3 separate regions of the Homo sapiens genome follow, and all the other regions are linked to region 2. Evidence: chromatin loops called from intact Hi-C (ENCODE). Cell type or tissue: heart left ventricle. All regions are shown on one strand. Links, peaks and the distances in the headings refer to the core of each region. The heading gives the core; the rest is flanking DNA. Region 1 has its middle 28 kb from the start of FGF6. Region 2 overlaps FERRY3 (FERRY endosomal RAB5 effector complex subunit 3). Region 3 overlaps CCND2 (cyclin D2).

What was found. A loop is a pair of places that touch in the nucleus more often than their neighbours do. Peaks named below come from ENCODE experiments on the same cell type or tissue, not always from the same donor. Only the 100,000 strongest peaks of a DNase experiment are listed, where the experiment ranks them.
Region 1: it touches region 2 in a loop (3-fold over the local background); 58 of 110 quality-filtered maps call a loop at or near these places.
Region 3: it touches region 2 in a loop (5-fold over the local background); 40 of 110 quality-filtered maps call a loop at or near these places.

The regions. Positions count from the first base shown.
Region 1 is chr12:4,412,896-4,422,093 of GRCh38, forward strand. No RefSeq gene overlaps it. Among named protein-coding and RNA genes, the nearest start is that of FGF6, 28 kb to the right of the region's middle. In heart left ventricle, for the core only: no CTCF peak of the experiment used is centred there; a DNase peak (open chromatin) is centred at 4,625; H3K27ac peaks cover 1,328 bases.
Region 2 is chr12:4,523,214-4,531,213 of GRCh38, forward strand. FERRY3 (FERRY endosomal RAB5 effector complex subunit 3) reads right to left here. Exons shown (of 14, transcript NM_020374.4): 4 at 6,656-6,837; 5 at 2,271-2,370; 6 at 2,041-2,162. Among named protein-coding and RNA genes, the nearest start is that of FERRY3, 11 kb to the right of the region's middle. In heart left ventricle, for the core only: a CTCF peak has its summit at 3,950 (motif pointing left); no DNase peak of the experiment used is centred there.
Region 3 is chr12:4,302,269-4,312,886 of GRCh38, forward strand. CCND2 (cyclin D2) reads left to right here. Exons shown (of 5, transcript NM_001759.4): 5 at 1-3,085. Among named protein-coding and RNA genes, the nearest start is that of TIGAR, 14 kb to the right of the region's middle. In heart left ventricle, for the core only: CTCF peaks have their summits at 5,721 (motif pointing right) and 5,928; a DNase peak (open chromatin) is centred at 5,783; H3K4me3 peaks cover 234 bases; H3K27ac peaks cover 3,389 bases.

The DNA of each region.
Region 1 (9,198 bases), core at 30-8,029, 110 kb before region 2:
GAATGATTGAAAAATGATTCTGGATTCAGAAGCCACAAATGACTCAAGTGGAAACCAGGCATCAGTATTTTTTAAAAGCCCCACAGGTGATTCTTAAATGCAGCCAGGTTGACAACCACCACCCAGGTGATCTCTGTGGTCTCATACAGCAAAAGCTTCCAAATTTTAGAGCTAATGGACAGCTGAATAACGAACGGCACCTGCATTGCAATCATTCTTTCCGGTTTGTAATGGACCTCTGAAGGGATACTTGTAGGAATGTACTTATTTTATAACTGATGATGGGCAAGGATGAACTTTTTAAAAAGTTCGGAGGGCCTTGATTTCAACTTGGGCCGTCTAGCTACATTAATCCTTTTCCATGTGGGGTTGTACCCATGAATATGCTTCTTGTGACCTGGAAAATGGTATGGCCAGAAAAGTATAACCGGTTTAAGAAAGGCTTGATAATTTGGTTAATAATGCAAGCAAGGAACTTTCAGGAATAATTCTCTAGCCCATCAAATCATCTACGCACCCAAAATCTTTACTGAATGGCTGCTTTTTCTAGAAGATGTTGTCCCAGGTGAATTCTTTTAGATTGCTCTGGGAGCTCTCTCGAGCTCCTGTCAGAGAGATTCTACCGAACAGAGAAAGCTACGCTTCCATGCTGGGATCGCTTTTCTCCTCCTCTGATATTGTTAATGGCTAACAATGAAGATAGCGTGGATCCACCTTCTCTTCCCACGCGGGCACTTCTGTCTCTGTAGTGTCAAAATAGTAGCAGCTAAAGTTGATGAAGTTCTTACTGTGTGCCAGGCATTGTGGTTTTTTGGTTTTTTGTTTGTTTGTTTCAGTTTTTTAAAATAGTTTGTATTACCTCCTTTTTTTCTTTTTCTTTCTTTTTTTTCTTTTCTTTTCTTTCTTTTTTTTTTCTTTTTTTTTTGACAGAGTCTCGCTTTGTTGCCCAGGCTGGAGTGCAGCAGTGCGATCTCAGCTCACTGCAACCTCCACCTCCCAGGTTCAAGTGATTCTCCTGCCTCAGCCTCCCGAGTAGCTGGGACTACAGGCACACACCACCATGCCTAATTTTTGTGTTTTAAGTAGAGACGGGGTTTCACTATATTGGCCGGGCTGGTCTCAAACTCCTGACCTCAAATGATCCACCAGCCTCCGTCTCCCAAAGTGCTGAGATTACAGCCGTGAGCCACCATGCCCAGCCTGTATTACCTCATTTAATCCTCCCAACCACTCTAGGAAACAGGCTGTATTCTATTATTACTCTGGACTGAATATTTGTGGCCCCTCCCCACCCAAATTCATATATTGAAATCCTAATCCCCAGTGTAATGGTGTTTGGGGTGGGGCCTTTGGGAGGTAACTGGGGTTAGATGAAATCCTGAGGGTAGAACTCCCATGATGGGATTAATTCCTTTATAAAAAGAGGAAGAGACACGAGATTACTTGTGAGAACATAACTGGGAAGAGGACCCTCACCAAGAACCTAACCATGCTGGCATCCTGATCTCAGATTTCCAGCCTCCACAACTGTAAGAAACAAATTTCCATTGTTAAAGCCACCCAGTGTATGATATTTGTTACAGCAGCCTGAGCTGACCAAGACAATTTTTTATTTGTTTGTTTTGGTTTTTTTGGGGACAGGGTCTCTCTCTGTCACCCAGGCTGGAATGCAGTGACGTGATCACAGCTCACTGCAGCCTCAAACTCCTGGGCACAAGTGATCCTCCCACCTCGGTCTCCCAAGTAGCAGGGACTACAGGTGCACACCACCACGCCCAGCTAATTTTTTGTATTTTTTGTAGAGATGGGTTGCACCGTGTTGCCCAGGCTGATCTCAAACTCCTGGGCTCAAAACAATCCACCTGCCTCGGCCTCCCAAAGTGCTGGGATTACTGGTGTGAGCCACCTGTAATTTTTATAGGCGAGTAAACAAGGACTTGAGAGGTTAATTAACCCGTGCAAAGTCACAGGGTTAAGAGATGAGAGTCAGAACACCACCCCAGCTCTCCGGCCTTGCCTTGGGTGCAGGGACTGGGCACTATACTCCTTGGTGTCCTCCCACGGCAGCTAACAGTGCTGAGCACACAGTGGCACAGAGTCAGAAAATGAACTGGGGTGGGCTGAACGGAAAGGGAAAAGAGCCTGGCTGTGGGTGAACTCCCTCACTGGCGAGACTTCCAGAACAGGTGCACCAAGGCAGCTGTGAGCAGCGTCCTGAGAACTGCTAAGAACTGAGCAGGTATTTGGGATATGCTCAGCCTCCAGGGGAGATGCAGGCTTGTTGGCCCCTGTCGGTTCTTTCCAGCTCAAGGATTCAATATTCCGTTGATTCCTAGAACTGTTGGCTGAAAGGGAAATGTTTACGATCAACCACAGCACGCTACTAAATGTGACAGGAATTGTGCGCGTGTTTGGCCTGATGCTTATCTTGTGGGCTAGCCGGTGACAGGCAACCATTTGCTAGCATGTCATCAGCTGCACAGGGCTTTCCCCAGCAGCTTCCTTTCCAATTATTCACAGCTACTGTAAGGGTGGGAGAATGAGGGCACACGGGGGAAGGGAGCTGTCTCCCTGCAGCCATGGACGACGAGCACAGAAGGAGCATGAGCTGCTCAGAGCAAGTATGATTTCTGGGGCTCTCAAAATGTCTGTGTTTGCCCTTTGTCCTTGTTCTCTCTCCAATCACTTAAGCAGATAACTCCTACAAATGCAGGTGAAGTGAGGGTAAGCAGAATCTGTCACTCCATGGCTAGAGCAAAGAAATTACTAATGCACGTCAGGAATATTCACATACATCATTTGACCCTTAAATCCACACTGTGCAGTTGGTACTATCATCTTCATTCCATATAAGTAAATGAAACTTGGAGAGACCAACTGACTTTCTACCAGCTGGGCATGGAGCTGAGATTCAAACCACATCTTCTCTATCTATTTCCTATTCTTTTCACTTACATTGATATGCTTAAATTTGTAAGGATAAAGAACAGATATGGGGAAGGAAGAGCAGGAAGGAAGAAGTTTCTGAAGGGTGCAGAGGGGCGTCGGGGAGAGGTCTATCAGGTGAAACACAGGACACCCAGGGAAACTTGAATTTCAGAAAAAGAATGAATTTTTAAAAATATAAATAAGTACCAAATATTCCATGAAAGCATACTTGTACTAAAACATTTTTCATTGTTTATCTGAAATTCCATAATTCAGGTATTGTGTTTCTATTTGCTAGATCTGCAGCCCTACGCAAGGAGTATGAGAAGATCCACAGTAAAGGATCCTGAGAGCAGACTTCATGGAATTCAAAGTACGCGGCCAAGCTAAGTCCACATTTCTCTCCCCAGTGTGTGTGTGCACGAGAAACCATGGCATGTCTCAGGTCTGGGGTCTGGTTGTGTGTCCCGAGTTGGTTCCTTCTGGTGGGTTCGTGGTCTCGCTGACTTCAAGAATGGAGCCTCGGACCTTTGCGGTGAGTGTTACAGCTCTTAAAAATGGCACAGACCCAAAGAGTGAGCAGCATCAAGATTTATTGTGAAGAGGGAAAGAGCAAAGCTTCCACAGTGTGGAAGGGGAACCTGAGCGGGTTACTGCTGCTGGCTGGGGGTGGCTAGCTTTTATTTCCTTATTTGTCCCTGCCCATGTCCTGCTGATTGGTCCATTTTACAAACCCGTAGCTAGCTACAGAGCGCTGATTGGTGCATTTTTTTTTTTTGTTTGTTTGTTTGTTTTGAGACAGAGTCTTAGTCACTCAGGCTGGAGTGCAGTGGCACAATCTGAGCTCACTGCAACCTCTGCCTTCTGGGTTAAAGTGATTCTACTGCCTCAGCCTCCGGAGTAGCTGGGACCACAGGTGCCTGCCAGCACACCTGGCTACTTTTTTGTATTTTTAGTAGAGACGGGGTTTCACCGTGTTAGCCAGGATGGTCTCGATCTCCTGACCTCGTGATCCGCCTGCCTCAGCCTCCCAAAGTGCTGGGATTACAGGTGTGAGCCACCGTGCCTGGTCTGATTGGTGCGTTTTACAAGCCTCTAGCTAGCTCCAGAAAAGTTCTCCAAGTCCCCACTGGACCCAGGAAGCCCAGCTGGCTTCACCTGTCAGTTGGAGGGAAGGAGAGAGGGACCTAAGAATTCAGTGTGCTGCCACAGCAGGCAACCTTGATGACATGGTGCTAAATGCAATGAGCCAGACACGAAAGGACAGATGTCGCATCATTCCATCCATGTGAAGCACCTGGAATACGCACATTCATAGAGACAGGTAGCGGAATGGTGGTTTTCGGGGGTTGGGGGTGAGGGGCAATGGCGAGTTAGTATTTAATGGGGCAGAATTTCAGTTGGGGAAAATGAAAAAGTTCTGGAGAGGGATGGTGGTGACGGTTACACCACATTGTGAATATAGGCAACACCACGACACCGCAGAGTTAAACAAGATTAAAAGTGCAAATTTTATGCTATGCATATTTCATCACAATTATACACAGAAAGATTTCAGTTCGAGGTCCTGCCCTGTCCTTAAAAGAGCTCTCTAGAGAGCAGCAGCCAGCTCGCCCCCGGGTTGCCCTGGACATGAGAAACACAGAAATACACATGAAGCTCAGGCTTCTCCTGTTGCTCAGCATCCAGGGTGCAGGGGCCAGGCATTCAGCGCCAGCCAGGAGCGGGAGAGGTTTATGTGGCTCGGTGGAGGTCACACTGCAGACAGAGGCTCAGGGAACCCAAGTCTCCCAGCCTCCATGTGGGGCTCATTCCTCTGCCTTAAAGGGAGAGGAACACACAGCCCTCCTGCTGCTCCTCCTCCCGCTCCAACCCGTGTAATGAGCTAATCTCCGAAAAGAGCTTAGAGCTCTTCTCAGAAAGATGCTCTATAAATACAGCATCCTCTTGCTAACCAGGACTCCAGGGGTGAGGAACAGATCACTGGAGGGATCCAGATGGGGGGAAGGGGTCCCTGGGGGACTTAAATTTAACCCCAGAAACTGGGCTCAGGTCACTGGCTGCGACAGCCCTGTGCGCTGTCCCCAGGAGAAACCATCCGGAGAATACTGTTTATTCTTTGTAATTTAGGGGCTTTCCCTGCCCCCAGTCACTGCCTAGGAGGATCATGGATTAATATGGGCTTTTGGATAGAATATGAATTTTTATCAGCAGCTGTTAGGACATCTTCCCTGATCTTTGCTTTAGGGGCCCAGGCTCTGCTAAATTCAGACCAGACAGAGTTAGTTGCTTCTCAGACAGACCTTACAAGGAAGCAGCAAGGCCAGAGAGGCGTGGGGTAAACAATTTCAATGAGAGTTCTCAATCTGCCGTGGGCACACGTCACCAGGGGCTTCTGAGAGCTTTTGCTCGACCTTCTCCAGTTAAACAAACTACTGCAGTCCTTCTCTCCCCGTCACCCCAAACTGCACTTTTAATAACAAATATTTTATAACACTATCTTTACTATTTAAAGTGAAACTGATGGTCAATATAATAGTACCTACACATATCACTTAAAAAATTAATATAATGCCTTAACTGTAGAGAAAAAAGGGAGCAGGTAACTTAAAAGATTGTATTTCAAGATCTAAATGCTCAGGCACAGCCACATTAAGACAATGGAGGATTCAGATGCTCATAGTTAGTTGTAATGAATACATTTGGATTTAAGAATGGCAAGAAAGTGTTCCACTAAAAATTATGTGCCGTTTTTGACATTTGAGATAGGATTAGGTATGTCTGTGTAAATGCATATAGTGAGAGAATCACTGCGATTGTGAGAGCTACAAATGTACTGATAACTGACGGGTTATCATGCTAGGGTTTTTCAAAGTGGTGCACTGTGCTTGAAAGGTTTCACACAAAATACAGACTTCCCTAGATTTATACCCTCGTTGGGAAACTTTGCGTTTTAAAGCGACAGAGAAAAACATTCTCTGCTTTATGTAAAGCAGTTTGATTCTAGGCTCAGATTTATAAACAGGTGTTCTACCTACATGACATTCTGAAAGCTGAGCAATTGCAGGACAATTCTTCATGATGGAGACTGTCCTCTGTGTTGCAGATGCCTCTCATCTGTGGCTTCTGTTCACTGATGCTAGCAGCATCCCCAGTCACTGTGATAACCAAACACCCTCCCGAACTGCCGAAGTGCTCCATCGAGATCCACCGATGCAACAGGGCTGAAAGTGCCTAGTCCTTACAGAGATGTTCCTTTCATTTCATTTCCTTTCTTTTCCTTTCCTTTCCTTTCCCTTTTCTTCCCTTTTCCTTTTTTCCTTTCATCTTTCCATATGATTCTAAGAAGTGGGATCCAGGAAAGGCAGAAAATAACTCTGTCTTCCTGTGTGGAGTGGCTCAGGAAAAACCAGATGAGTCGACTATGAGGGAACACTAGGGCAAAGGCCCTAAAGATCTTACTAGGAATCCATTTTCTAAAATCATTATATTAAAAAGATAGAGGCACTCATATGTTTATCGTAACAGTATTCACAATAGCACAAAGATATGAAATCAACCTAAATGTACATCAGTGGATGACTGGATAAAGAAAATGTGGTACATGTGCACGATGGAATACTATACAGCCATAAAAAGAATGAAATCATGTCCTTTGCAGCAACATGGATGGAACTAGAGGCCGTTGCTTAAGTGAAACAACTCAGAAAGTCAAATACCACATGTTCTCACTTTTAAGTGAGAGTTAAATAATGTGTACACATGGACATAGAGTGTGGACTGATAGAAATTGGAGACTTGGAAGGGGGACAGTGAGAGGTGGTTGGGCGATGAGAAATTACTTAATGAGTACAATGTACATTATTTGCATTATGGATACATTAAAAGCCCAGACTTTGCTACTAAGCAATATATCCATTTAACAAAATCGTGCTTGTACCCCTTAAATTTAATCTCCTAAGAATCCATGAACAGTAGGGATTCTCATAAGAATCCATTTTCTTTCTTTTTCTTTGAGACAAGGTCTCACTCTGTCACCCAGGCTAGAGTGCAGTGGTGCAATCACAGCTCACTGCAGCCTTGAACTCCCGGGCTCAGCCTCCCAAGTAGCTGGGCTACAGGCATGTGCCGCCACACCCGGCTAATTTTTCCACTTTTTGCAGAGACGAGGGTTCACCACATTGCCCAGCCTGGTCTCGAACTTTCGGGCTCAAGCAATCAGCCTGCCTTAGCCTTCCAAAGTGTTGCGATTACAGGTGTGAGCCATGGCGCCAAGCCAAGAATCCATTTTCATTCAGACTTCTGTAAGTGATTTACACTTCACACAACTCTTTCCAGCGTATCATCTCATTTGAATCTACACACTGATTCTGCTTGGTAGGCAGGGCTGGAATATAAGCTGCACTTAAGAGATGAAGACATAGAGGCAGAACGAGCTTAAGTGATTTATTTATCCAAGGTTATTCTCTATCTCATCCCTGTGTATATTTCCTTGCCAGCCCTCCCATGACATGCAGTAATGCTGTACTGTTGCCTGGGAAACTCATGGATGTGTCTACTCTCTGTTAGGATGAAAGCTCCCAGCAGACAACAGTCCGCTTTCTCTCTAGTTCACTGTTGTTCACAGGCACCAGCATAGTTGTTTAAAGCTAGTAGGTTTAAAATAAATATTTATTTCATAAATGAATTAGCAGCCTCCTTGCTTCCAATCCTTTATCCTCTTCATAGAATTCTCCTCTTCAAATAGTCGAATCACCTCATGCCACGTCATTGCAAAAATCTACTGTGGTTCACTGCTGTGTAGAAGATAATTTTAAGCTGCTTAGCTTGGCATTCAGGCTCTGTCTTCAACTTCCATTCCGCTCTGCACCCATAAATGCCATCCATACTCCAAAACAGCCTGCATCACTTGCCATTAGCAGCTAACATTGATTGAACACTTACTGTAGGCCAAGCACTGCCAAGCACTTTGCGTGTATTATTCTATTTAATCTTCACAAGGACTCTGTGAAATAGGCACTATTGTCTCCATTTTAATGAAAAGGGAAACTGAAGCTTAAATAACTTACCTAAGATCATGCAGCTCTTGAGTGGCACACCTGGGACTTGAACCCCCACCTTTCTGCCCCCAAGTGTGTGCACTAAGTCCCACGTTAGGTTGAACTTACTTTGCCTTTACACCTTGGCTGGGGCCCGTGCTTGGGTTCTTTGCTCGGGCTGGGATAACCCTTTTCTTCTCCATGTGCCTGCCTCCTTGCTGTCCCTGCCTCAGTGGCCTTTCATCCATGAGCCTTCCCATCCTACCTACTCTGGTGAGCCACTTTTTCCTCTGCAATACAATGCATTCTGATATAAAGCAGTATTAGCTGGGCAGGAGACTGTCCTCCACAAGGGTCTGTGAGCTCTTTTTAGGCAAATACTATAATTCATTCTTTATTTTTTAAAATTACTTTATTTTTAAATTGAATAATTGTACATATTCAAGAATAATTGTACATGTTCATGGAGATACATGGTGATGTTTCAATACATATAATAGTGAATAAATGAGAGTAATTAGCATATTCATCATCTAAATTTCTATCATCTGTTTGTGTTAGGAACATTTAACATCCTGCTACCTATTTGAAACTACATAATACGTTGCTGTTAACTATAGTCATCCTACAGTGATGTAGGATACTAGAACTGATTCCTCCTACCTGATGGGATTTTGTATCCTTTAACAAACCTCTCCCTATCCCTCTCCTCTAAAATCAGCATCCCAGTCCCAACTTACAACTGGTGTTCAGTGACTCTTTCTTAGACAACTCAGGATGAAGTTTAGTGATGACATTATTATTAAGGAAATAGCCACAAGGGGGCAGTACTAACGGGTCTGAGAATGGATTACCCTCCCTGTTCCACCTGGGAGAGGGATGTTCTGCTCCAAAGACCCTTCCAACTCACACGATGGCCCTGAGGGGCAGATGAACCAAGGTCTAATATAATGAAGTGTGCACAACCAAAAGGTAAACAGCAATGGGAAGCGTGGGAGGAAAATTGGAAGAAAGTTAGAAAAAAACACAGTTTTTTGGAAGCTCTTGAAAACTTTTGGAGTTTTAAAAATGTTCGGATAATATAGGGAATATAGTTTTTTTTTCTTGCAGAGTGTTATTTGGTTTTCTTCATACAACATTTACAACTTTAGTTCCCTAAACATAATTTTGTTAGCAAACTAAGAAACACATAACACATTCCGTGTTATTGAAGAAAACTCACATTTACGTC
Region 2 (8,000 bases), core at 1-8,000:
AAGAAACATCTATCAAAAAGAAAAGCAAAGTAACAAAGTCACAATAAAAACATTATTTCCTAGGAATACTTGATTTTTAAAAGCAGCATCAGCTACAGGCCAATATTTACACAAATGAAATTGATTCTACACTTTTACACTGTTGGTGGGACTGTAAACTAGTTCAACCATTGTGGAAGACAGTGTGGCTATTCCTCAAGGATCTAGAACTAGAAATACCATTTGACCCGGCCATCCCATTACTGGGTATATACCCAAAGGATTATAAATCATGTGCTATAAAGACACATGCACATGTACGTTTATTGCGGCACTATTCACCATAGCAAAGACTTGGAACCAACCCAAATGTCCATCAATGATAGACTGGATTAAGAAAATGTGGCACATATACACCATGGAATACTACGCAGCCATAAAAAAGGATGAGTTCATGTCCTTTGTAGGGATATGGATGAAGCTGGAAACCATCATTCTCAGCCAACTATCACAAGGACAAAAAACCAAACACCGCATGTTCTCACTCATAGGTGAGAATTGAACAATGAGAACACTTGGACACAGGGCGGGGAACATCACACACCAGGACCCGTCGTGGGGTTGGGGGAGGGGGAAGGGATAGCATTAGGAGATACACCTAATGTAAATGACAAGTTAATGGGTGCAGCACACCAACATGGTGCATGTATACATATGTAACAAACCTGCACGTTGTGCACATGTACCCTAGAACTTAAAGTATAATAAAAAAATTTAAAAAAAAAGAAATTGATTCTAAAGATTGAATTTCTGAAACTCTAGCAGCAAAGTAAGAGATAACTTTTTTTTTTTTAAGAGTTTCTCACTCTTGTTACCCAGGCTGGAGTGCAGTAGCATGATCATAAAGGGATAACTTTCACAGCAAAGGGCTTTCACAGCTTCCTTAAATCAGTGGCTTTCAATGTTTCTGACTACAATATACAGTATATATTTTACATTTTGGCTCAATATACACATTCATTTATAGAAAGCTTCACATATGATGCACCCTGATTTTTTTCCTATTGTTATTTTTAAAAGGCTCGTTGGAAAATAAGGGATGTAGAATGGTTCATAGCAGGCTGCAACGAACAGTTTGGGGAAAACAGTAAGGCAAATGAAAAACTGTAATATTTAGATAAGAGATGATAGAGATGTCAGGTAAAGACTTTAACAATAACCTATCCATCTGTCCATCCATTCATCCCATAAATTTTTACTGAGCATGTCTTATGTGCTAGTGTCAAGAGCTAAACACTTGGCAAGGAACTGGGTACACAACGAAAAAAAAAAAAGACATGAGACTGACATTATACAAATAAAATGCTATTTAAAAATATTTATAGCATACACTGGCATATGCTGGAAATAGGATTATTATACCGTACTCAGTATATTTCCAACTGAATATACTTTAGGATTTGAAAAATATTAATTCTCAAACATAACAGATACATAGCCAGGAAATAACATAGGTATGGTCAAGCTCTAAGGGAATATGTGAAATACAATTTATCTAGGCCAAGAGATGCCATACAAGTTATAATTTATGAGAAATCCTCCATGCTATTTCTGTACCTTCTACATGCTTCTGTTACTGCACATACCACTCTATGCAGTATTATTTTATTTATAGATCAGTCTCTCTTTCTAGAATATAAGCTCCATATAGGCAGGGGTTTTTTTTGTTTGTTTTTCTGCTTAGAGAGTGTTTGGCATTCAACCAATGTTTACTGCATGGAGTGGAAACTAAAGAAATAAAGATAGTATTTAAGTATTTAGGTGTATGTATCTAGAACATAAAACTAAAGTTCTATTTCAAACTAACCAATAACCATTGCCCCCCAAATAATCCACATAAAGCCTATAATGCAAAAGGTGGTAAAAGCACAGCATAAAATTGTCTTGAACTTTCACTAGCAAATTAAAAAGACATACAGCTAAAAGGTTTAACTTTGTAGTAAATATAAACATTACTAACAATGGACTACTATATGAATAAGAACAATACATAGTTAATACCTAAGGGAGCTGTTGTTGGGGTTTTTTAGGTCTTGGTGAAGTTTTATTACCCATTCTTGATACTCTTGTTTTTGGATGGCAGTTGATTGTTTTAATTCATTCGACCATTTATTTTCTAGGTCCTAAAAGAAACAGTATACCAACTGGTTAATTTTTTTAACAAAAACAAACAAACAAAAAAACAAAAGAAAATGCAACTGCATACCTAAAAGTCACTGTATTTCACTTACTTGCTGGGATTCAAAATGCTGAGCAGCCAGTGAATTTACATCTTGATCTGTCAGTGATTTTCCCAATTCCTGCATGACTTTTTCCATTTCAATACCTTGTCTAAAACACAAATAAACAAATCAGGGATATTCATCAAACTTTCAAGGTATATGATCCTTCAGATTCATCAAACAATCTCTATAAAGTGAAAATAAAAAATTTATTTTATAGAAATGTGTCCAGGAATGAGAATTGTAACTGGAAAGTACTTTAGAATCCTTGGAAATGGAGACTAGCCAATAACGATGATAGTGTCATATAATATCAACATCATTTGTGCAGCTAAATTTTCATCTAAATGTATTGCACAGACGAATGCAGTCAAAATCTAAGTTACCTTTCAATTACCATGGCTAATGTTAAAAACTCTGGACCCCTTTTCACCTGCAAATTTCCTCAAAGAAGAGGCTCTGCAATTTCAGCTTAAATGGATTTTCTATTTGTATATGAACTAAAGTGACTTCAACCTCTGAAAGTTAGTTTACATTATATCCAGAAGCAGACAATTAGATCCTGAGTCAAATTACTATTAAGTCATAAAATTTACAGAGAGACGTAAAATACAGTCTGAAGATGTTAGTCACACCTTCTGCATTTATCCAAAGAAATAATGTGCAAAAATTAAAAATGGTTTTTCCTACAGGAAAAATTAACCAATGGTGTTAGAAGTACAGATAATGGTTATTTATGAGGGAAAGGGTAAAGGACTAGAAGGGCATGAAAGAGGACTCTGTAATGCTGGAAATATTCTATTTCTTGATCTGGGCAATGGTTACATGGTCGTGCTTAATTTGTGAAAGTTTAATGAGCTGTACACCCACAGTTTGTTGCCTTTTCTGTGTGTATGTTATATTTTAATAAATAAGTTCACTTAAAAAATTGAAATTAAAGATTATCTTCTAATACAAATGTATGCAAAAAGTTTGTTCTAAAACAAATTTCTAACAAACTGGGAAAGAACAAAACACAGATATAAACTAAGAGGATTTTATCATCCTAGTTAATTCAGGTAAATTGCTCTTAAGAGTGAATTTTTGGCCAGGCGCGATGGCTCATGCCTGTACTCCCAGCACTTTGGGAGGCCGAGGTGGGCGGATCACCTGAGGTCAGGAGTTCAAGACCAGCCTGGCCAACGTGATGAAACTCCATCTCTACTAAAAATGCAAAAATTAGCTGGGCATGGTAGCGGGCGCCTGTAATCCCAGCTACTTGGGAGGCTGAGGTAGGAGAATTGCTTGAACCCAGGAGACTGAGGTTGCAGTGAGCTGAGATCGTGTCACTGTACTTCAGCCTGGGCAACAGAGCAAGACTCCATCTCAAAAAAAAAAAAAGGGTGAATTTATACTTATTTATAACACTGATTAAGATATATATATATGATAAATTAAATTCAAGCAAGTTACACATATATACATTTCTATATATACCTTCTGGTAGTAAATATTCAATATCACTTAAATCCCACTTAGTTCTAAGGCAGATGACTCCATTAACTTTTAATAACTATTATGGGTCAAATGAAAATTATGCTTGCAAGTGAGATTCTTATTTAGAAACAGAAATAACTGCTAACCATTTATAAATACAAACAGATATAAATATATATTACTATTTTACATTACACATGTTCCCTCTAGTGGATAAAAGGTATCATTGCCATTTTTAAAGTTTAAAGAAATATCTAGAATCTGGTTTGCTTAAAAAAAGAGCACATCTCTTGTGAAGAAAAAGACAGACAGAAATTCAACAAATAAAATTTCATGAACATTTATTTCATCCTAAATATGTCCAAAAGGCAACTAGCTAATCATATAGTTGATGATACAATATATTTTTTCTATGATTAAGATAGAAGAAAATTTTATTACGTCTCAGATGAAATACTAAATATAGCCTGGCTCAGTATGTGAGATGTGACAACTCTGGCAACCTATATATTATCTTGAAGATACTTTAAGAAAAAAAATCATTATAACTTGTATTATTGATGCTGTGCCGAGAAACTGTCTTTTAAAGATGTACAATGGCATTAAAATGAAATAAGAAAATGTGTCACTTCTGCTCATGAAATGGATAAATAAATTAAGCACCAAAATTTCGGGTCAACCTCCACAGACACTAGTGAATTTCAACTTACCTTAAGTCATACTGTTCACCTTTGCAATAAATATTACCTACCAGAGGAATACAGCTTATTTTTCTTTTTCAAGCTAGCGGTTTGGACAGGTTAAAAATAAATTACAAAACTTTTAAAACTAGATGAATTCAAGTATTATTTATATGTTTAGAAAGAAAAAAGAAGGCCAAACCCCATCAAGAAATATGGCCAAATATGATTTCAAACAATAAAATAAGTCAAAACAAACCTCTACTAAAAAACTATTCCATGAAAAAAAAAAGTATGAATACCAGTAAATGCAGGTAATTAGCACGTTAATTGAACTTCCCAAAAGATGAAGAATCATGTAGAACACAAATCTTCAGATTTAGAATAAGGAAGCATTATAGACTATTAATGGCTAGATATATAGTTTTCTAGGGGGTAGAGGCAGCAAACTATGCTGCAAGTTAGAGTCACTCAACAGCTCAATGAAAGTACTAGGAATGGAAGTATAGGGAGCCAAAATGGGAATTTATCAATATACCCAAAGAGGCAGAATGAGTATAGTCACAGAAAACCTGACGGCTAATAACAGATTCAGGATGACTTGAAGGTTATATTATTTGAAGGCCTAGGAGGAAAAATCAAACAAATGAAGTTCAACAGAAAGTAATTAATTAGTATTAGGTAATTCTACTTTTACGTATTTTTAAAAACCTAATTCTATATTTTGTTCTTCTTTTTAAACTATATTCACAATTTTATGGGCTACATAATAAAGAACTAGAAAAAAATTTTGTCTTCCCCAGGGAAATATGTTTCAACTATATACCTAGTGGCAACCACTCACTGCAGGTATCTCATCAAAAAGGAATAAACTGCCCCAATACAGCTGGTCAACAAACCAAACCTATAAACAGTGACAAATATCTCAAAACAGCATGTTCTTTTTGACAAAGAGATCATTCTAATATTTTACAAAGTATGAGAATAAGTGGTCCAGAGGAGTACAATTGTTATGAAAATTTACAAATCTATGCAATATAATAAATATGCTAATTTAGTACACAGAAGAGAGTATCCCTCAGGAACAATTATTAAATACATTTCCTTATTATTTTTCTGTACTTAAAATTTTCTTAACCATGACAATGCTCCAAAGATTATTCTCATCTTGCTAGCCTTACTGTATTCTAATGGGAAGCTAATGAGAACCAGGAACAAACCAGCACATCTTTTTAAATTTACTCCTTTGGGACTATTAAATCAGTTACACACACACACACACACACACACACACACACACACACACACAAACAAAAGTGATTTAGTCCTAATATACTCTCACAATCAAAGCAACACTAAAACTATTATCTTAATGGCATATACACCCAATGTCTTAAATAAGTGTTTTTAAGATAATAAATATTATTAGATTCTGCTAAATTACAATGGATTATCTAGAAGGACACATCCTGAATTCCTATCACAATTTATATAGAGTTACTAGAAAGCAGTCAGGGAAGCCACTTATTACTTTAAAATAAATAATGCTAGAAGTTTTTTACATACTCTGAAGAAAAGATAAATAATAAAAGCATTGTTTGTATACTGTGTTAAGTAATCCATACAGCAGGAATTCAAATCTAATTACAATTTCTTGGAACAATACTAGTGTTATTATTTTTTTCTAAGGTACTTGAGCGTACAAAATGAACTGAAAGAGCCATGGTCATAGTTAGAGCAGGGCAATACAGAGGTTCTGAATAGGGAGACAGAATGGTACAGTGGTTAACAGTTCTGAAGTCAGGTTTCCTGGTTTCAAATTCCAGCATGCCCTTGGACAAGTTACTTATTTAAGCAAAAACTTCTTCATCTGTAAAATGGAAATAATAGTAGGGTTATGGTAAAGATCAAATGAGATAGGGCATCCAAAGCAGTTTGCACAGTGCCTGGAACAAAACAAACCTTCAACAGAAGTAATCTATTCCTCTTATTAGAGATAAGAATATATAAGGCCCACCAGTATCATTTACTTAGTTAAACCACTCAGAAGGTATATAAACCTATGAGGACCCTCCCAGTTGTAGTTACACATTTAAACATACAAGAAAATTAATTTCTAATATTGAAGTTTTTTTTTCTATCTTATCCTTTTTGTAAAAAATAAAAACAAGTTGTTCTGCAGGCCATCTATTTGACAACGTAACATTTAATTCTGATAATGCAAGAAATTTGAAATACCTCTCTCGTAATTTTTTCAGCTCCACATCTCTTTCACCAATCAGTTCTGAGATACTAACAAAGTAATTATGTTCCAAATTTAAGAGAGTTTCAGAGGCAGGAGAATGAATTAAGTCATGGTACACATCTGCAAAATCTTCATCCCAGCTGGGTTCTTCAGGCCTTGCATGCTCTAACGTGGTCTACAAGATAATATACAGACAATCTTAAATCATGATCTAGTATTTTTATTTAACACACTACTAGAAAAGTATGTATGATTCCATTTTTGCACTTCAATGACAGAAAGACCCTCTTATATATATATGTGTGTGTAAATATATGTGTGTGTATTATACAGGATTGTCTAAGCACAGAAAAAAAAAATGTGGAGAGATACAGACTAAGTTCTTAATATAAGTTACCCGGAAGCAGAAATGAGAAGGAGGTACTAATGTGGAGGAAGGGATAGGAAGTGTCCACAATAAAAGCTTATGCTGTGACCTCATTTCTGTGAAATCACACACACACAGATGATCAACAAAATGCTAATGGTGGCTATTTCAGGACAGTGGGATTTCTGATAGCCTTTATTTATATTCTAACATACTGTATGGTAAAATAACTTGCATGCATTAGTTACATAATCAGAGAAAACTTTTCATTATTAAAAAAATACTGTTAAAGTAGGTTACATATTTAGAAAATAAGGTGACCTATGTGGTCACCTGCGAATGAAAGCCAAATTCATGCATACCTATATCAAGATAAATGTGTAATTATGCATTTAGTTTGACCTTTTCTAGTGTTACATTTTCTTTTTAAAATATCAGCAGGCTTTTAAGGATATAAAAATGGTAGCTATTAAAATGATGAAGGGACTGAGTAAACGCTGATAGACAAGAAAAGCAGAAACAGGGAGAAACAAAATGGGAATGCCCTCAGCACACACGAATACATCCAGGGAGGTACAGATGCCTATCCCAAGGGCTGCCTCCTCAACTCATCGGAGGAAACTGATACACTGAGAAGTCAAAGATCATATGACTTAATGGCATTAAGTGGAAATAAAACAAAGATTTTGATGTTTTTTCCATTATAGATCTTTGCAAAAGATACCTGTAAAAAAAAAAACTAAATTCTTCCCTTTTCTTACCCACGAAAATATTAAAAACTGGAATTTATAATATGACTTAAGAGTAATAATTTACCTTAAAACAAACAAACACATCACATAAACAGCTATCTTGAACTCAGTCAGTCAACAGGAAAACTTTTCTAATTTGTTCTCTTTCACTTCAATCAGTTGCCACATCAAAAGGCAGGAGACTAGCTGAACCTAGAACTACGATTTCATCTACTCTAT
Region 3 (10,618 bases), core at 1,096-9,095, 220 kb before region 2:
CCCTTCAAGGCAGACGTTCAGTACAAACATTTATGCGGTAGGCTCAGATGTCGTAATTTGCACTTAGGTACCAGGTGTCAGGAAACAGACTAAAAAGAATTCCACCAGGCTGTTTGGAGATCCTCATCTTGGAGCTTTTTCAAAAGCGGGGCTTCATCTGCAAAGGGCCCTTTCATCTTGAAGTTTTTCCCCTCCGTCTTTCCCCTCCCCTGGCATGGACACCTTGTGTTTAGGATCATCTCTGCAGGTTTCCTAGGTCTGAATCTGCGAGTAGATGAACCTGCAGCAAGCAGCGTTTATGGTGCTTCCTTCTCCCTCCTCTGTCTCAAACTGCGCAGGCAAGCACTATGCAAGCCCAGGCCCTCTGCTGAGCGGTACTAAACGGTCGGGTTTTCAATCACACTGAATTGGCAGGATAAGAAAAATAGGTCAGATAAGTATGGGATGATAGTTGAAGGGAGGTGAAGAGGCTGCTTCTCTACAGAGGTGAAATTCCAGATGAGTCAGTCTCTTGGGAAGTGTGTTTAGAAGGGTTCAGGACTTTGTGAGTTAGCATGACCCTAAAATTCTAGGGGATTTCTGGTGGGACAATGGGTGGTGAATTCTGAAGTTTTGGAGAGGGAAGTGGAGCAGCCAGCAAGTAAGCTAGCCAGAGTTTTCTCAAGAGCCAGCTTTGCTCAGCACACTCTCCTGGGCCCCAAGGAGTCCCACGGAATGGGGAAAGCGGGAACCCTGGAGTTCTTGGGAATCTTGGAGCCTAAAGAGAAACCGAGGTGCAAATTCATTTCATGGTGACTGACCCTTGAGCTTAAACAGAAGCAGCAAATGAAAGAACCGGACAAATAAGGAAGGGCACAAGCCTACCCGACTCTATTTACAGTCTGTAACTTTCCACTCTTCCTGTAGTCCCGAGGCCCCTGGGTCCTTCTAGCTTTTCTCTTTCCCATCCTTGGGGCCTTGTGTGATGATGGGTGTGGGGCTGCCGATGGGAAAGTCGGGGGTTGTTAGGCTTTTCTGCCTGCTCCTGCTTAAACACAAGAAGGAATCCTGGATTTTGCCCTCTCCTTAGCTCTTAGTCTCTTTGGTAGGAGTTTTGTTCCAGAGGAGCTCTCCCCCTTGGATTTGAACTTGCTCTTTTTGTTGTTGTTGTTCTTTCTCTTCTTTTTCTTACCTCCCACTAAAGGGGTTCCAAATTATCCTGGTCTTTTTCTACCTTGTTGTGTTTCTATCTCGTCTTTACTTCCATCTGTTTGTTTTTTTCTCCATCAGTGGGGGCCGAGTTGTTCCCCCAGCCTGCCAAATTTTGATCCTTCCCCTCTTTTGGCCAAATCCTAGGGGGAAGAAATCCTAGTATGCCAAAAATATATGCTAAGCATAATTAAACTCCATGCGGGTCCATAACAGCCAAGAAGCCTGCAGGAGAAAGCCAAGGGCAGTTCCCTCCGCAGAACACCCCATGCGTGCTGAGAGGCGAGCTCCTTGAAGAAGGGGCTGTTCTTCCAGGAGGCCTTATTTTGAACTGCCTCAGGACCCCACTGGAGAGCACAGCATGCCTTACTACTGGGTCATCCTTGGTCTATGTGCTCTGTACTGGAGGCTCTGTTCTGCCTCTTATCAGCCAGGTCAGGGGCACACATGGCTTAAGTGACAAAGCCAGAGGAGAAGACAACCCTGACAGCATCACGCTGCATCCCATTGCTAGCAGGATTGGCAACTCTTCAGACGGAGCTGCGCTTCCCTGCAGTCTAGCACCTCTAGGGCCTCTCCAGACTGTGCCCTGGGAGCTCTGGGACTGAAAGGTTAAGAACATAAGGCAGGATCAGATGACTCTCTCCAAGAGGGCAGGGGAATTTTCTCTCCATGGGCCACAGGGGACAGGGCTGGGAGAAGAAATAGACTTGCACCTTATGTCATGTAAATAATTGATTTTCTAGTTCAAGAAGATAATATTGGTAGTGTGGGAATTGGAGGTAGGAAGGGGAGGAAGTCTGAGTAAGCCAGTTGGCTTCTAAGCCAAAAGGATTCCTCTTTGTTTATCTCTGAGACAGTCCAACCTTGAGAATAGCTTTAAAAGGGAAATTAATGCTGAGATGATAAAGTCCCCTTAAGCCAACAAACCCTCTGTAGCTATAGAATGAGTGCAGGTTTCTATTGGTGTGGACTCAGAGCAATTTACAAGAGCTGTTCATGCAGCCATCCATTTGTGCAAAATAGGGTAAGAAGATTCAAGAGGATATTTATTACTTCCTCATACCACATGGCTTTTGATGATTCTGGATTCTAAACAACCCAGAATGGTCATTTCAGGCACAACGATACTACATTCGTGTGTGTCTGCTTTTAAACTTGGCTGGGCTATCAGACCCTATTCTCGGCTCAGGTTTTGAGAAGCCATCAGCAAATGTGTACGTGCATGCTGTAGCTGCAGCCTGCATCCCTTCGCCTGCAGCCTACTTTGGGGAAATAAAGTGCCTTACTGACTGTAGCCATTACAGTATCCAATGTCTTTTGACAGGTGCCTGTCCTTGAAAAACAAAGTTTCTATTTTTATTTTTAATTGGTTTAGTTCTTAACTGCTGGCCAACTCTTACATCCCCAGCAAATCATCGGGCCATTGGATTTTTTCCATTATGTTCATCACCCTTATATCATGTACCTCAGATCTCTCTCTCTCTCCTCTCTCTCAGTTATGTAGTTTCTTGTCTTGGACTTTTTTTTTTCTTTTCTTTTTCTTTTTTTTTTTGCTTTAAAACAAGTGTGATGCCATATCAAGTCCATGTTATTCTCTCACAGTGTACTCTATAAGAGGTGTGGGTGTCTGTTTGGTCAGGATGTTAGAAAGTGCTGATAAGTAGCATGATCAGTGTATGCGAAAAGGTTTTTAGGAAGTATGGCAAAAATGTTGTATTGGCTATGATGGTGACATGATATAGTCAGCTGCCTTTTAAGAGGTCTTATCTGTTCAGTGTTAAGTGATTTAAAAAAATAATAACCTGTTTTCTGACTAGTTTAAAGATGGATTTGAAAATGGTTTTGAATGCAATTAGGTTATGCTATTTGGACAATAAACTCACCTTGACCTAAATTATCTGGCCGTTTTTGACTTATTTATAAACCAGCAGTCCTCAGAATGGAATACACTTGTCTCATGTCAGAACTGTTTCATGCCGCTGCAACATTTGGCAGTGGCATAAAAGACACATTCTAACCTGGAATGGAATCTACATGTGCCTCTGTGTTATGGCGGTACAAGTCATTGTTGACATTGCTAGGGGACGAGGGGTGCCTATGCAGCCAGCTTATAAGCTAGAAGCCTCAGTCCACCTTCAGAAGGTGGGTACATCACAGACACTATGACTGGTCCTCAGAGGATCGTCCCTGATTGTTGCCAGCTACTCATTCTGGGCTGTGAGGAAGCATCTCCTGGCATGAGAGGTACCAGAAGCCTGCGGTGCCATCTCCAGAGTCTAGGGAGTCTCTGGGAACCCTGCCCCTGCAGCTTTCCTGGCTCCTGCCTGCTGTTCTTCGTGGCTCCCACCTGATTTCTGATCCTTCCTGCACCCCTCTTCTGAGACACAGGCCACAACTACCTTTGCTGGAGTCTGGAGAAGCAGAGCCTGGGAATGGGATGTGACAGTCTCCGTACTGCTGAAATGAATTGCCAGGCCCTAGGCCCAGCTGCTCTTGGACCTTAGCTCAGACCAGCTTCTTTCCCGAGAGTGATGGGTGTGCAGAAGACAAGGGCCTAATGAACACTTTTTTGTGTGTTTTGTTTAGAAACAGGGTCTTGCTGTGTCCCCCAGGTTGGAGTGCAGTGGCACAATCCCAGCTTGCTGCAGCCTCACACTCCTGGGCTCAAGCAATCCTCCTGCCTCAGCCTCCCAAGTAGCTGGGATTACAGGCGCCCACCACCACGCCCAGTTAATTTTTTTATTTTTTGTACAGATTTTTTGTATAGCTTTGTTGCACAAGCTATAACAGACATTTTGATGTTACTGTAAAATTAATTTTTTCCAAAGTTCCTTGTCTGGAAGTCATCGAAGGCTGTTTTCCATTTTAATTCTGACCTGAGTTGTAAACAAGATTTAAAACTGGCCGTTGGGGAAGTCCAGATTAAGATATTCCAGGCTGATCTCAAGTAACTTCACTTAATAGGACTTTTAAGCTTACAAGGACCCTAGAAATTCCCCTTTGTTCCCATTCCCCTTGACATCCGCCATTCTTAGCGACAAATGGGGGTAACTTTTTTCTTGGGTTTCTGCCTAGTGAAGTCTGCTGGCCTCCTGGGAGTTTCAAGGGCCTCTGGTTGCCATTCTTAACCATCCTTGGAATTCTCTTTGGCATGACATAATGTCCAACTGGGTTCCTCTCCCTCCCTTTCCCTATCTTTTTGCTCTGTAGGATCAATGCTATATCTGTTTATAGCATGACAACTCCACTCCCTCTCTCAAATGCCACCCAGCAACACTGCTGGGCTTCCCCCATTCTGAACAATGGATGTTTTAAGGGCGGGAAGAGCAGATGAAGCACACAGCCGAGCAGTGAGAAATCTGACTGTCCCATCTACGCTCTTTCAGACCCAGATCATCTTATAACTGGAAAATCTCAAACTTGGAAGTGCCTTTCCTGAAAGTGGCCATTAAAAATGCAATGAAGACCTGGAAATCCCCGATCTTTTGTGCGTGTTCAAGGGAGTGCTTTTGTATCTCTAATGACTTTCTAAGATTTGGAGCTTTTATTTAGTATGCAGAGGTATCCCCAAAATTCACCTTCCCAGTTGGCTTAGCAGTAATACTGTCAAAATACTGACACGAAGCAAGTACTCAAAAGCTGAATATTACACCAGATTACTTCCCTGCTCTCCTGGCAATTACAGCAACAGCAAAAATGCTGTGGACAGAGTAGGGAGATTCAGAGTATCAAGGTAAGCCTAGTACTCACAGCCGATGTGTTATGTGGGGCCTGTACTGAGCCTTTAAGGAAAAGCACAGAAAAAAACAGGACACACAGGCCTATGAAATAGCAGAGAGAAACAACAGCAAATGCAAATGAGTCTGGGGGGAAATCGATGCTAAGGTGTGGGAGGGGGCCCTTGCAGAGGAACAGGTTTCCTCAAGCAAGTGAGTTTTAGGAAAACACTTTTGTTAGGAAGATCATGTGGGTCAGCATAGTTTGGAAACGGAAACAGAGTGTGACCTTTTCCAAAAATAAAAGGGATGGGAAGTAATTTTTTTTTAAATGAAGGGAAAATATTCCACACAATTTAATAGATTTTAAACAATATAAACACAGATGTTAGGCTTGTGAAACAGGATAAGCACAGCCACAAACATTGATTTGGGATTACCACCCACCTAATTTCTCATGAGGCTTAAAGAAAGAAGGCTGGACGCTTCAATATGACTGGTGGCTTTCCTTGTCTTTGGGCTCTGGGGGCCTCCCCGTGCTGGAGGGGCGGATTCCATCCGCTCGGACCACAGGCTCAGTCAAACAGAACTGGGCGGCCTGAGAAAGCAAGACCAGCGCCCCTGCCTCTGTCTCATTGTCCCCCTGAAGCTTTGAGTTTATGCTTCAAGCTTTGAGTTTACTCATTATTATGGTTTCTTTCATGCTGATTCGCTCGGAGGACCCTGGCCCTTCTGCTGCGCTCACCGCCGCCGCTCTGGTAAATGACTGTCCGCATGGTTTCAACATGCAGTTCTTCCTGCGAAGTCCACTAGGTGGTACTAATGCCACGGACAGGATCACTCACAAGGAAACCCAGAGCCAGCCGGGTGTAGGTTGCCTCTGCCCTGCACGGAAGGGAACACCTCCCTCCAGCAGACAGCACTGGAGCAGCACCCCCGCCTCCGCCATCTCCCCAGGGCAGCCTGGGGAAGGAACGTCAGGCCTTTCCCGTCCACACCTGGCGCAGTTCCCTCACCTGCTTCTCTCACTACCGCCACATCGTGACTCCATCTGGGGTGGCTGGTGCTGGTTCATCACCTTCCCTGACTCTTCAGTGACTAATCCAGAGATGGCACACTGGCAGCTTACAGACCAAATCCAGCCTGCAGACATAATTAGCTTGACTCCCACAGTGATTGAAACTGTCTTGGATTTACTTGCCAATACAAGATGAGAGCTTTCACATAAAAGTCAGGATTGTAACGACTCTTGGGAGATTTAAGTCCTGGCAACCACAGGCCCGCGAGGCCGCGAGGGCTGCAGCTGAGTGTGACTGGCCCCTTTCTCTACCCTCTGCCCACCCCACAACCGACTGAACCCGCTGCTCTCTTTTACGGCGCCTGCCAGTCGGCTTAGGGCTTACAGCTCTGCAGCCTAACCTGTGTCTGTTTTACCTCCCTGGCCAGGAAGGAGGGCCCAGTAAGTCCCAAGTGGAGTCATCCTCCTCCAACCCTCTCCACCACAAACAGACCTGGAATACTTCTTTCAGTTTGTGGACCATAACCTCTCCTTCTCAGACGAAGAAAGACCGTACTGCCTCAGTAAGCATTAAGATCTCTTTATGTCTTTATGAGTTTTTAGTTATCAGATTACCCCGGGGCTGGGCCAGATTTTTGAAATTCCTTTGAGATCCCAACATTCAGCCCCACGCCCAGGTCTGCAGGTAGGCCCAAATAAGGTGGGGTGGTAAAGATCTGCTTTTTGTTTTTTGGTTTTCTTTTCTTTTGTTTCTGGAGATAGGGTCTTCCTTTGTCTCTGAGGCTAGAGGGCAGTGGCGTGATCACAACTCACTGCAGCCTCAACTTCCCAGGCTCAAGTGATCCTCCCACCTCAGCCTCCCAAGTAGCTGGGACAACAGGCATGCACCACTACATCTAGATTGTTTTAAAAAATGTGTTATAGAAACAGTGTCTCACTATGTTGCCCTGGCTGCTCTCAAACTTTGGGCCTCAAAAGATCCTTCCCACCTCAGCCTCCCAAAGTGCTGGGTTACAGGTGTGAGCCACTGTGTCCAGACAGCTTTTCCTGCTTTTGTTTGTCTGGAGAGTCATTTTTAGTGCTCCTGGCACCATGGAGATTCCATGAGAAGACAAACCTGTGAGATTTCTATATTTGTTGAAAAAGTGCAAATCTCTGTGGCTATGTTTCGGTCAACCCATTCACTGAAAATCGCTACTCTTCATCATCCCCTTCCCACACAGGGCTCCTGGGCACTGCTCGTTTATTCAACAAATGAGGGCTGGGTACGTGCCTGGTGCTCCGTATGGGACCCCTCATTCAACAAATGTGTCTCAGTACTTGCTTTTCCAGGGATGAGATCTCTGCTCTCCTTGATCTCAAAGGCTAAAGACAGAGACAGATAAAAAGACAACTGCTACTTGGTGGTTGGCCCAGAATACAAGTGCTCTATGCTCTGCTCTGGAATGCCCCCCCGGCCACCCACTCGCTTTGTAACCTTGGGCTCATTACTTAGCCACCCAGCAACTCACAGTAAACTCAGTGACTTAGTTTTTTCATCTGTGAAATGGGGTTTTGTAGTTTTGAAAGAGCTTTCCACAAGCCTCTCCTATAATCCTTTTATAACTCTGGTGAATTTGGTACCTTGTTTTGTAGCTAAGTGAATGGAGGGTCACACGGCTCACTTGGCTTATCACAAAGAGTTAGGCTAGGACTGGATCCCAGATGTGTCTGAATTCAAATATCATGCATCTTCTGCTACACTGGGCTACTTTATTGATCCATATTTTGCTTACTGAGCATTGAGCTGAAAGAGTGAGACTTTTAGCCCAGTGTGGGCAGGAAGGTTGCAGGGGGTGGGGGGGGTTGGATGATGACATCACTTAGTGAAATCATCAGGGGATAGTTTTTTAATGAAGACAAAGTCAATGAAGAAAGTAAAGGGCCTTGTCATCTAAGGAGGAGTTTGTCAGTGAATGTACACCAAGGAAGTAGCCTTTTCTTTCCAGCGTCTTTGCCTTGCCCCTTGGCTGTTCTTCATGCTCATTCCATTCAGGTTATAAATGCGTTGCTCATAAACTCCTGGGAAGGAGCCATGGGTTCTGCTTTCCTCCCAAATCCCCAAACCTATGTCAATTAAAACAAGAATCACAGCCAGGCGCGGTGGCTCACACCTGTAATCCCAGCACTCTGGGAGGCCGAGGTGGGCGGATCATGAGGTCAGGAGAACAAGACCATCCTGGCTAACATGGTGAAACCCCATCTCTACTAAAAATACAAAAAATTAGCTGGGCGTGGTGGCATGTGCCTGTAGTCCCAGCTACTCGGGAGGCTGAAGCAGGAGAATCACCCGAACCCAGGAGGCGGAGGTTGCATTCAGCCGAGATTGCGCCACTGCCCTCCAGCCCGGGTGACACAGCAAGATTCCATCTAAAAAAAAAAAACAAAAACAAACAAACAAACAAACAAACAAAATCACATATCTAGTTTGTCCCTATTCTTCAGGGACCCACGAATATCTGTGTTATTATTATTTCTCCCCCAACGCTCCCTCCTTCCCCCACCAAGCCCAGAGAATCTCAGTCCAGAGGCAGGGAAGCCTTGCTTGTATCATCAGCCTCCCAAGCCTTTGCTATTTAAAGATTCCTTTTGTTATCCTATAGGAAGAGATATTCTTTTTCTTGGTTTTTCGTGGCCACCTTCCTTGCCCCGAAAAAAGGGACACAGGAGGAAGGGCCCAAAAACGTAGAGGAAAAATACTGTAGGAAAAAATGCTGATTAATATTTCCAAAAATATTATTTTACCATGGATGCAATGGCCTGAGGCCCTGCAAGGGTGAATGCCACACTGAGGGTCACCCAGCAATGTACAAATGAACAATGAAGGACAACTGCTGGCCTCTGCAGGCTTCCATTCATTGCTCAGCTCTGTGAGCCTCTGGACATCTTGGTGAATACCCTCAGAAAATCTTGAAGCACCACAGGTTTTAAAAGCAGTCACTCACTTATGTTTTTCATATGTCACTGTAAGCTCATCATGAAGGGACTATGGAAGATTTGCTTCCATATGGCACTGCCTAGGTATTAGGGCCAGGACACCTAGGATTTTAGGGCCTAGCGGTCTTCTCTTTTCCTTAGCATTCTGTCAGGGCTCTGGCAAGAACAAGAGGATTGGCCTTTCTAGCCAATGTCCCCCCCAGTGCTTGCTACTTGCCTGGAATATTATGGACTGTATCATACATTTCTGTATTACATACAATCATTGTGACAGAGTCAGGATGCTGTGGTGGAAAAAGGCTTAGGTAATAAGATGATCTGACTTTGAATCCCAGGGCTGCCACTTAGCTTTACAAGCTCTGAGTCTCTGCTATTCTTTTATAAAATCTCTCTGGATTATTAGAAGGATTAAATGAGGTAGTCTATGTAAAGTGCCTAATACATAGAAAGCTTTAACAAGAATCAGCTAGTCTGAACATATGCAAACACACCAAGGACCGTGTTCATTGCTTTTGAAGGCATTGTAGATGCAATGTTATTTTCCCAAAAAGTCAGGGGTGGAGGTGGATATGGGTTTTCTGTGGATCCTGATGAGACTACTATCAAGAGCACAGCAGTGAAACAAAAGCATTTACAACTCTCATAATATCCCCTTGGTGCTGCCGCCCTTCTTCCAGACAGCAATGAACTTGGGCTTGGGGAGCGTTCTCTTCCCCACTAAGTAACAGGCTAACAGGCAAGGCATGAAAAGGGATTAGAGGATGCATGTATTCAAATAAAGGGGAGTTCCCCAGAAGCACGGCAGGCTGAGAAGGCATCTTTCGACTGTCCATCAGTAGGAAAGCTGTTTGACTGGCAGATATAATTTTTTTGGAACCAGCAATAATGGGGAGCTATTGGTGACAGATGTCAGATGTTGGCAGAGCAGCTGCCAAAACAAGTCTCCCTCCACCTTCAGACATCAAGCTGATGGGGACTGGGAGTCCCTTCGCACTTGGGTCATTGGTCACATTATTATTTCTCAGTCGCTGGACAAAGCAGATGGTTTACCATGTATTTGTGATTTTCTGTTGGCCTAGAAATTCTGTTCTTCCATCAGGGTACAGCATGTAATCAATTATGACAGTGGGTGGTGCAAGAAAATCCCTGCCAGTAAAAGCCCAAGACTTTCTCTTTTATTAAGTCTGCATAAACCACTACAATTTCCAACTTCAAAGCAATAGAAGAAAAAAGCAAAGTAGTGGTGTTATAAATAACTTGGGTAATCACAAAAACCACAGTTCTCAGTTGGTCCCAAACACTCTCAGTCTGTACTATCTGATGTCAGTTTTGTCTGTCCATTTTTATTCTGAAACTTAAAATCCTCTTGTCTCTATTCTAGTAAGTCTTAATAATATACGTATATTTTTAGACAGAGTCTTGCTCTGTCACCCAGTCTGGAGTGCAGTGGCACGATCTTGGCTCACTGTAACCTCCACCTTCCAGGTTCAAACAATTCTCCTGCCTCGGCCTCCGAAGTAGCTGGGACTATCATGCACAGCTAATTTTGTATTTTTAGTAGAGACAGGGGTTCGCCATGTTGGCCAGGTTGGTCTTAAACTCCTGACCTCAAGTGATCTGCCCGCCTTGGCCTCCCAAAGTGTGCCGGGATTACAGGCATGAGCCACTGCACCCTGCCTCTATTCTGGTAAGTCTTAAAGAGCTTTATCTTAGAATC